2 separate regions of the Homo sapiens genome follow, and region 2 is linked to region 1. The links are chromatin contacts, found by Hi-C or POLR2A ChIA-PET in ENCODE. All regions are on one chromosome and are shown on one strand. Each heading gives the region's core, a stretch centred on a gene start or an enhancer-like site at or near the end of the contact. The rest is flanking DNA. Distances are from core to core; before and after follow the strand shown. Region 1 overlaps AACS (acetoacetyl-CoA synthetase). Region 2 has its middle 9.1 kb from the start of UBC.

Region 1 (3,972 bases), core at 138-2,637:
CTCCCAACAACCACCATCCACTTCTCCCTCGGCCAGCAGGACCCAGACTGTGTTTGCAAAGTGAGGTCAGCAGAGTAGCAGCCCCCCAAAGATATCCACATCCTAATCCTTGGAACCTGTGAATGCGTTAGGTTACATGGTGCTGTGGGTTGGATGTGGCTTGTCTATATGCCAAAACTCATGTTGACATTGACACCCAATGTAGCAGTGTTGGGAGGGGTCAGATCCCTCCTGAATACATTAATCCCCTCTGTAGGGGGTGAGTTCTCACCGTCACTTGTGCCTCGTGAGAACAGATTAGTTCCCAAGGGCGTGGTTGTTGAATGGTCTGGTTTCCTCTCTCACTGCGTGATCTCTGCATGCACCTGCTCCCCCTCCATGTTCTGCCCTGAGTGGAAGCAGCATGAGGCCCTCACCAGATGCAGCTGCCCAGTCTTGGACTTTTCAGCCACCAGAATCATGAACCAAATGAACCCCTTAATAAATTATTAACTTATAAATCACCCAGCTTCAGGTATTCTGTTACAGCAAAACAAAATGGACTACGACGTCGTGAGGAGGAGTGAGGGCTGCAGATGGAATTAAGGTTGTTAATCAGCACACATCAAAATAGGGAGATTATCCTTATTCAAGTGGGCCTGCTGCAATCACAGGGGGTTCTTACATGTGGACACGGTGGGTGGGAGTGTCAGCGTCAGAGAGCTACAGTGGAAGGAAGGTGTGACCGGCCATTGCTGAAGACAACAGGGCACCAGACAAGAAACACAGTGGCCTCTAGAAGCGGGAGAAGGCAAGGAAATGGATTCTCCCCTGCAGATTCCTGAAGGAACACAGCCCTGCTGTCACCCTGATTTCAGCCCAGTGAGACCCACAGCAGACTTCTGACCTCCAGGACTGTAATAAACTGGGGCTGTGTTAAGCCACTGCCTTTGTGGAAATGTTACAGCAGCTGTTGGAAACTCACAAAAAAGGGGAACAGGTCCTCTTTGAAATACTCAGACCCCCGGATGCCCTTGCAGCGAAGGCGGCTGCGTGTCCCCAGGCTGGCTGGTGAGGCCCAGCAGATGCTGCCGGCTTTCCAGAAAAGCCATCATTTTGCAGATAAAAAGGGACACACTCCAGAGATGCAGCTTTTTGCCTTTACCCAGCCCCCTTCTCACTCCCACCTTCTTCCTGCCTACAGCACGGATGAAAGACTAGAGGTGGGGCAGCCAGGCAGGGCCAAGATGATGACTGCCACATCCTGAGGACAGCAGAGTGCAGCAGACAGGAGCCAGGACTGCTGCACTGTGGAGTTGCTGCCCGGCCCCGGGAGAATGGACTGCCTCCAACTTCCTGTGACGTGAGAGCCATAAACGCTGCTGGGCCAAGCCTGGATCCCGTGGCATGTAGCCACACACAACCCAAGTGACATGCAGCTCTTGCGATGACAAGAAAGGAGCCAGAAACCTGGCTGGCGCTGGGTGTTGGGGGATCTCAGGGTGGAGGGGGCCCAGGGTGCTGGCTTCACACTGAGCAGCACTCCTCGTTGGTCACAAGGGAATGTGGGTAAGTACCAGGGCCCTGGGAAGTGCCCCCAACAATTCGAACCACACAACTCCAGGGCACAGCTGTTGGCGGGCGCACAAGCACCACCAGCCTCACACACGCAGATGCGGTCCCCCCTCCAGAGAAAACACACCAGCACACTGCACACACAGCATGGGTGCATGTGCACACATGTATACATTTATTGCATAAAATTCATCATAGCACTTTCCCCCATATTTTTATAATCCAAAAGGAAAATGATTCAAGAAAGGATTTCATTGTGCTCAGTTTCAAAAAATATAAAAATGGACATCAGATTAGAGATACAAGTTCATACGCTGAACTGAATTGTACATACCAACTGCCTGGCTATGGAAACCCGTGACTTGACTTAGGGGTGCTGATGACATGATCTCGACAAGAACCCCCTAGCAACTCTCAGGTGGAGGCAGCACAGGGATGCGGTTCCTGGTGAGGAGGGTCCTCACTCGGTGACCACACTGCCTGGGCTCACAGCTGGAGGGCTCACCCATGAGGGACACGGGTGGACACCCACTGCTTCACATGCCTAATTCACATTAGAAACATGTAAAGCCATTCAGTCTGTGCAATAAAGAGATCCTGTATGAAATCCACTCATTCCTTGGAGGGAAGCTGGCCCGGAGGCACGCTCTGGTTGACGGGTGACGCACAGTCCTCCAGGGCCTGCATTGCATCCATGACACAGACACACGTGAACACCCAGCCCGCCGGTCCTAGCAGCCAGCTGTGAAAGCTGTGTCAAGTCACGGGGGTTCCTTTCTAACAGCTAAAGCTCAAAGGCATACTGGACCCTGAGGGAAAACAGGAGAGCCTGAGATGGGAAGGGAAGAAAGGGATTTGCACCTTCACAGAGCAAAATGGGACAACGGGACGGGGAGGTTGAAGACAAGACCTTGGCTCAGGAGTGTGTCTGTCTTCAGCACCAGCCAGCCCCACCGTTCCCGCTGCACTGTGTGTGCAAAGACACACACTCTCACCACAGTGCCACACCTGCGGCCCAGACACTCCCTCCTGGTCTCTGAAGGCCAGAATCCCACTCGTGTGGAAGATCCAGGTACCCACCAGATTTAACAAAACAGAGAAACGATCCCTCCCCAAGCCTACAGAACACTTGGTGCGAGCATCCTTTTACAACAGCTGTAGGTTTCTGTATAATTTCTTGAGCACACAAAAGTTACAGTGCACACGGGTGCGGCTGAGTGACACGCCAGCCAGTCTGACTCAGAAGCCCTGCAGCTCAGGGATGTCCCGGTACAGATCCAGGGTCTCGGGGTTCGAGAAAGCACCTCCTTGCTCCACGGCTTTTCCAGCGATGATCTGTTTGACGGCAACTTCCACTTTCTTGCCGTTGAGCGTATACTGCGAGGGAAAGGTAGAAAAACAGGAACATTTAAACCTGAAGGGGGGAAAATCCGCAGCCCTGGATATATCCAGGCCCCAAAGGCCCAGCTCCACCTGGAGTGCCAAGAGTGAATGGGTCTCGGCTCTAAGATGCCCCTCTTCCCACCAGGTCTGCAAACGTGCACCGAAGTACGGTGAACTGACCACTGTCTCTCTGTTTGGGGGATAAAACCTGTTCTTCTGAAAGGCACTTTCAAGGACTGGTGCTGAAACTCAACTCTAACACTCTCCACACCCCACCCCCGCCCCCTGGCACGGCTGTTGAGAAACTGAGGCTATTTCAAAGTTGCCCAGAGGTCACCATGAGCATGTTCATTTTTCTTTTTTTCTTTTTTTTTCTTTTTTTTTTTTTTGAGACAGAGTCGCACTCTGTCACCCAGGCTGGAGTGCAGTGGTGCAATCTCCGCTTACTGCAAGCTCCCCCTCCCAGGTTCACACCATTCTCCTACCTCAGCCTCCTGAGTAGCTGGGACCATAGGCACCTGCCACCACGCCCAGCTAATTTTTTGTATTTTTAGTAGAGATGGGGTTTCACCAGGATGGTCTCATGTTAGCCAGGATGGTCTTGATCTCCTGACCTCATGATCCACCCATCTTGGCCTCCCAAAGTGCTAGGATCACAGGCGTGAGCCACCGCGCCCAGCCGAGCATGTTCATTTTTCTAACGCTGCACACTCTACTGGGCCCCGTTGGGACCCACGACACGTGTCACATCCAAGCTGGCCTCGAGAGGGCCCTCCAGACACCCCACTGACCCCGGCAGTGCATATTCCAGATGGGAATATAAAAAAGAGTATCTCTCAGGGTTCAGGGTCAGCCTGACCAGGATAAAAATGCAGGCATAGACCATTCCTAAATCCCAGCAGACACCCTGGGCAAGAAAGTTTTCAGGGAAGATGTGGCTCCTGCCACCCCATCTGGGGGATGCTGGGTAAATTCCTGAACCTGAGTTCACTTCCTCGAATGAAAGTAGGGGTGCCAGCACCTAGGCTATAAGGC
Region 2 (4,258 bases), core at 1,583-4,082, 240 kb after region 1:
TATAGCAAAACCTCATCTCTAATAAAATACAAAAATTAGCTGAGCGTGGTGATGCATGCCTGTAGTCCCAGCTACTCGGGAGGCTGAGGCAGGAGAATCTCTTGAACCTGGGAGGTGGAGGTTGCAGTGAGCTGAGATGGTGCCACTGCCCTCCAGCCTGAGTGACAGAGCGAGACTCGGTCTCCAAAAAAAAACAACAAAAAAATCTTCCATCCTTGTCTCCCATCCACCCCTTCCCCCCAGCATGTACTTGCAGACTTTATGCATATACAGTGAGTACTGTATATACACAAATAATAAAAAAATCATATATATAATATATGTAATTCCCCTTTACATGAAAGGTAGCACACTGGTCTGTACAGTCTGTCTGCACTGTGCTATTTCACTTTATATTTTTATAGTTTGACAGAGTTCTAACATTTCTTTTTTTTTTTTTTTAACAGAGTCTTGTTCCTGATTGTTAAATTTTAAAGCATCCCAAAGTTTGGTTTCACACTTGAATGAATACCATGTAAGGATTCACTTACATAGATGTGGTTGCCTGAATCTTAAGAATAAAATAACATTGTTTGTATTTATTTAAATTAGTGTTCCTTTTATGGTTTGCCTGAAAGCACAACAAAATCCTCACCAAGATATTACAATTATGACTCCCATACAGGTATACTGTTTAGAGATTGGCAAGCACCTTTTAATTAAAGGAGTCAGCCAGCTTAGTGTGCAGTATTTATTTCTGCCGGAAGAGGGAGCTTCAGGGACAGACTTTGGTTTAGTCATGAAGCCTGCAGCACTCCCAAGCGGTTGTGGTTGACCAAGCAATTTATGCTTTTACCTTTCTACTTCCAGAGGCTTGTTTACTTATCAGTAAGCATTAATTTAGTGTCCCCTCAGATGCCTTTTACTTTCTTCTTTTCTGCCTAGAATAAGCTGCTCTTCCAATTTTGCAGCTACATGTTTCCACCCCAGTTGGAATTTCTCCATAACATCCATTGTAGCTATCCTTCAATCTACAGCCTCTATTTCCTGTTATAGCTGGTCAGGTCTAATCCCTCAAAATACTCTGTCCCCTGCTTCCCTTATCTGCTGGCCACCTTTTTCCCCCACATACACACTGCCATGTCCCACCCTTCACTCAAGTTGTTCCCTGCCACCTCAACAAATTTAAGTCCATAAAATAGAGTAAGTGTTCCTGACTGTTAAATTTTAAAGCATCCCAAAGTCTGATTTCACACTCGAATGAATACTATGTACGGATTCATTTACATAGATGCGGTTGCATGAGTCTTAACAAAAAAATAACATTATTTGTATTTATTCAAAGTACTGTCAAGATATAATGTCAAGATCTAATTCAAAGGTTCCACAAAGCCTTCCTTGACTGCCCCCAACGAAGATTATCCATTTTCCCTGAAATCCCATTGACTTTTCTATTTTGTAAGGAGGCTCGTGAGACTCTGTCTAAAAACAAAACAAAACAAAAAGAAACAATCAAACGGCTTGCTTCTGTTCTTTGATCTGCTAGTAAGCAAAAATTACACATGGTGACAGGAGCTATGTGAGGCTGTCAGGTTGAATGGGAGGAGTTTGGGATCCTGCTTGTGGATGGTTGGAAGAGGCTTTCGGGAAAGACAGTATTTATGTGAGACCTGGAAGATGGGCCTTAGCTTTGCAGAAGGTGGAGAGGCAGGAAATAGCACGGGGGCCCTGGGGCTGGAAGACTTGGGCATATTTGAGGAACAGAAAGGAGACCAGCATAACTGAGGTGGGAAAAGCATGTGAAGAGATGGGGCTGGAGGAGGCCGGGAGTGGTGGCTCACGCCTGTAATCCCAGCACTTTGGGAGGCCAAGGCAGGCGGATCATGAGCTCAGGAGATTGAGACCATCCTGGCTAACACGGTGAAACCCCGTCTCTACTAAAAATACAAAAAAAAAAAAAAAAAAAATTAGCTGGGCGTGGTGGCGGGCGCCTGTAGTCCCAGCTACCTGGGAGGCTGAGGCAGGAGAATGGCGTGAACCTGGAAGGCGGAGCTTGCAGTGAGCCGAGATTGCACCACTGCACTCCAGCCTGGGAGACAGAGAGAGACTCCGTCTCAAAAAAACAAACAAACGAAACAAAACAAAACAAAAATTAGCCAGGCGTGGTGGTATGCACCTGTAATCCCAGCTACTCGGGAGGTTGAGGCAGGAGAAACGCTTGAACTCAGGAGGCGGAGGTTGCAGTGAGCCGAGACTGCGCCACTGCACTCCAGCCTGGGTGACAGAGGGAGACTCCATCTCAAAAAAAAAAATTTTTTTTTTTTTACAAACGGTGTCTCCCTCTGTCGCCCAGGCTGGAGTGCAGTGGTGTGATCACAGCTCACTGCAGCCTCAACCTCCCCAGCTGAAGCCATCCTCTTGCCTCAGCCTCCTAAGTAGCTGGGACTACAGGCGCGCACCTCCAGGCTTGGCTCTTATTCTTTTTATTGTTTTTGAAACTATAGAACCTATTTTTAAAAAATGTTTTGGTTGTTTTTATTGCTGCTTTTCCTTTTGGGGTTAGAACACAAGTTTTGATGGGAAACAGGTTAGAACACATTCATCTCTTCCCATAGCGATGGTCATAGAAAAACGGGGCATATTTATAAACTCTCAGTTGATCTTAAAATGTGCAAAAGCTGCCGAACTCCCGGGAGTGAAGGGCGAAGCTCGTTAGCATCAACTGTGGCTGGGGAGTGACCGTAGGCAAGAGGGAGGGGCAAGTGTGACTCAGCGCTGTGTGGGCCAGTGTTTAGAGGCCAGCGTGTCCCTGCAAGCACGTGGGACAGTGGTCTGTTCTGCACTGTGCGTGACTCCTCGAGGAAGTCCACTTACCAGTTTCTCCTCACTGGTATTTTTGGGAGTTTCTGAAGAATGCTTGCACTCTTCACAAATCTGTGCTTGTTGTCATTTGTCACTCAGCCAGCTGGCTGCCTTGGGAGATTCTGCCCATGACCTCTGACATCTTAGACTTGGCTTCTCTGGGTTGCCTCAGGGATCTGGCTCTTTCCTTAGGACAGCTAGACATGGGGGTAGTGAAAGGAAATTGCAACGCGGAGAAATCACAATTGTGTGCCGCAGATATTAATGCTCCAGGGTCCTGCTCCTTCCCTGGGGGATCTGATAGGTCATTCCTGTCTTTGGCCCAGAGCTGACATCCTTCCTTAGCTATATCCCCCAAACCTGGAGCCAAACCTCACCCCCTTCTGTGGGGCCCAGTGTAAGGAGAAAAAAAAAATTTACCTCCCACCCAGATGACATCATCATAACCTCCAGATGATGTTATTACCATTCTGCTCTCAATGAAGACAAAGTTAACGCTAGTTTGCAGGAATTTTAGCATATGTATGTATGCATATATATATATATATATATATATATATATATATATATATATGAAACAGAGTTTCACTCTTGTTGCCCAGGTTGGAGTGCAGTGGCATGATCTCTGCTCACCACAACCTCTGCCTCCCGGGTTCAAATTATTCTCCTACCTCAGCCTCCCGAGTAGCTGGGATTACAGGCATGTGCCACCACACCTGGCAAATTTTGTATTTTCAGTAGAGACGGGGTTTCTCCATGTTGGTCAGGCTGGTCTCAAACTCCTGACCTCAGGTGATCCGCCTGCCTCGGCTTTCCAAAGTGCTGGGATTACAGGTGTGAGCCACTACGCCAAGCCGGTTCTTTTCTTTTAATATCATATTAAAATAGAATTTTGGCTTTTCCTTTGGGCCAAAACAATCATTAAATTTTTTTTTTCTCAGAACAAGAGTTGTCTTTCCTCAAATGATGAATTAGAAAAATATTGAAAGTTTGAAATAACAGCACTCTCATGCTTCCAGACACCAAGCAGATGCTTGTTCTTAAACCATTTACTGGCAAAGGGAATGGGATGGCCAGTGATAGGTCAAGGTTAGCCAGGATCTTCTCCTGGGGGTGGGATTGCCATCCCTGAAACAAGTGAATGTGAAGAGAATTTTTATTTATATTTTTAATTAAACATATTATTTAAAATTTTTTTTTAATTTTTTTTTTTTTGACACGGAATCTCGCTCTGTCACCTAGGTTGGAGTGCAGTGGCTCGGCTCACTGCAACCTCCACCTCCCAGGTTCAAGCGATTCTCATGCTTCAACTTCCCGAGTTGCTGGGATTACAGGTGTGCACCACCACACCCAACCAATTTTTGTATTTTTAGTACAGATGAGGTTTCACCATATTGGCCAGACTGGTATTATTACT

The links. A loop is a pair of places that touch in the nucleus more often than their neighbours do. ChIA-PET counts read pairs that join two places held with the same protein, here RNA polymerase II (POLR2A). Pooled maps may share reads with other maps.
Region 2: a pooled map shows a loop between it and region 1 (2.6-fold over the local background). The contact joins two enhancer-like sites. A Hi-C loop is called at or near these places in 2 of 168 maps with a recorded cell type or tissue (OCI-LY7 and lower leg skin), 1 of 37 single-sample maps with no recorded cell type and 5 of 50 pooled maps. POLR2A ChIA-PET finds 5 or more read pairs at or near these places in 3 of 52 experiments (A673, GM12878 and OCI-LY7).

What each region holds. Positions count from the first base shown.
Region 1 is chr12:125,141,051-125,145,022 of GRCh38, reverse strand. AACS (acetoacetyl-CoA synthetase) reads right to left here. Exons shown (of 18, transcript NM_023928.5): 18 at 1,707-2,931. The coding sequence ends at 2,794. Among named protein-coding and RNA genes, the nearest start is that of TMEM132B, 43 kb to the left of the region's middle. RefSeq lists an enhancer at 1,342-1,916. Within about 2 kb of position 1,387, at least 3 of the 41 ENCODE cell types and tissues checked have a DNase peak (open chromatin) inside an H3K27ac peak, as active enhancers do.
Region 2 is chr12:124,903,450-124,907,707 of GRCh38, reverse strand. No RefSeq gene overlaps it. Among named protein-coding and RNA genes, the nearest start is that of UBC, 9.1 kb to the left of the region's middle. Within about 2 kb of position 2,832, at least 27 of the 41 ENCODE cell types and tissues checked have a DNase peak (open chromatin) inside an H3K27ac peak, as active enhancers do.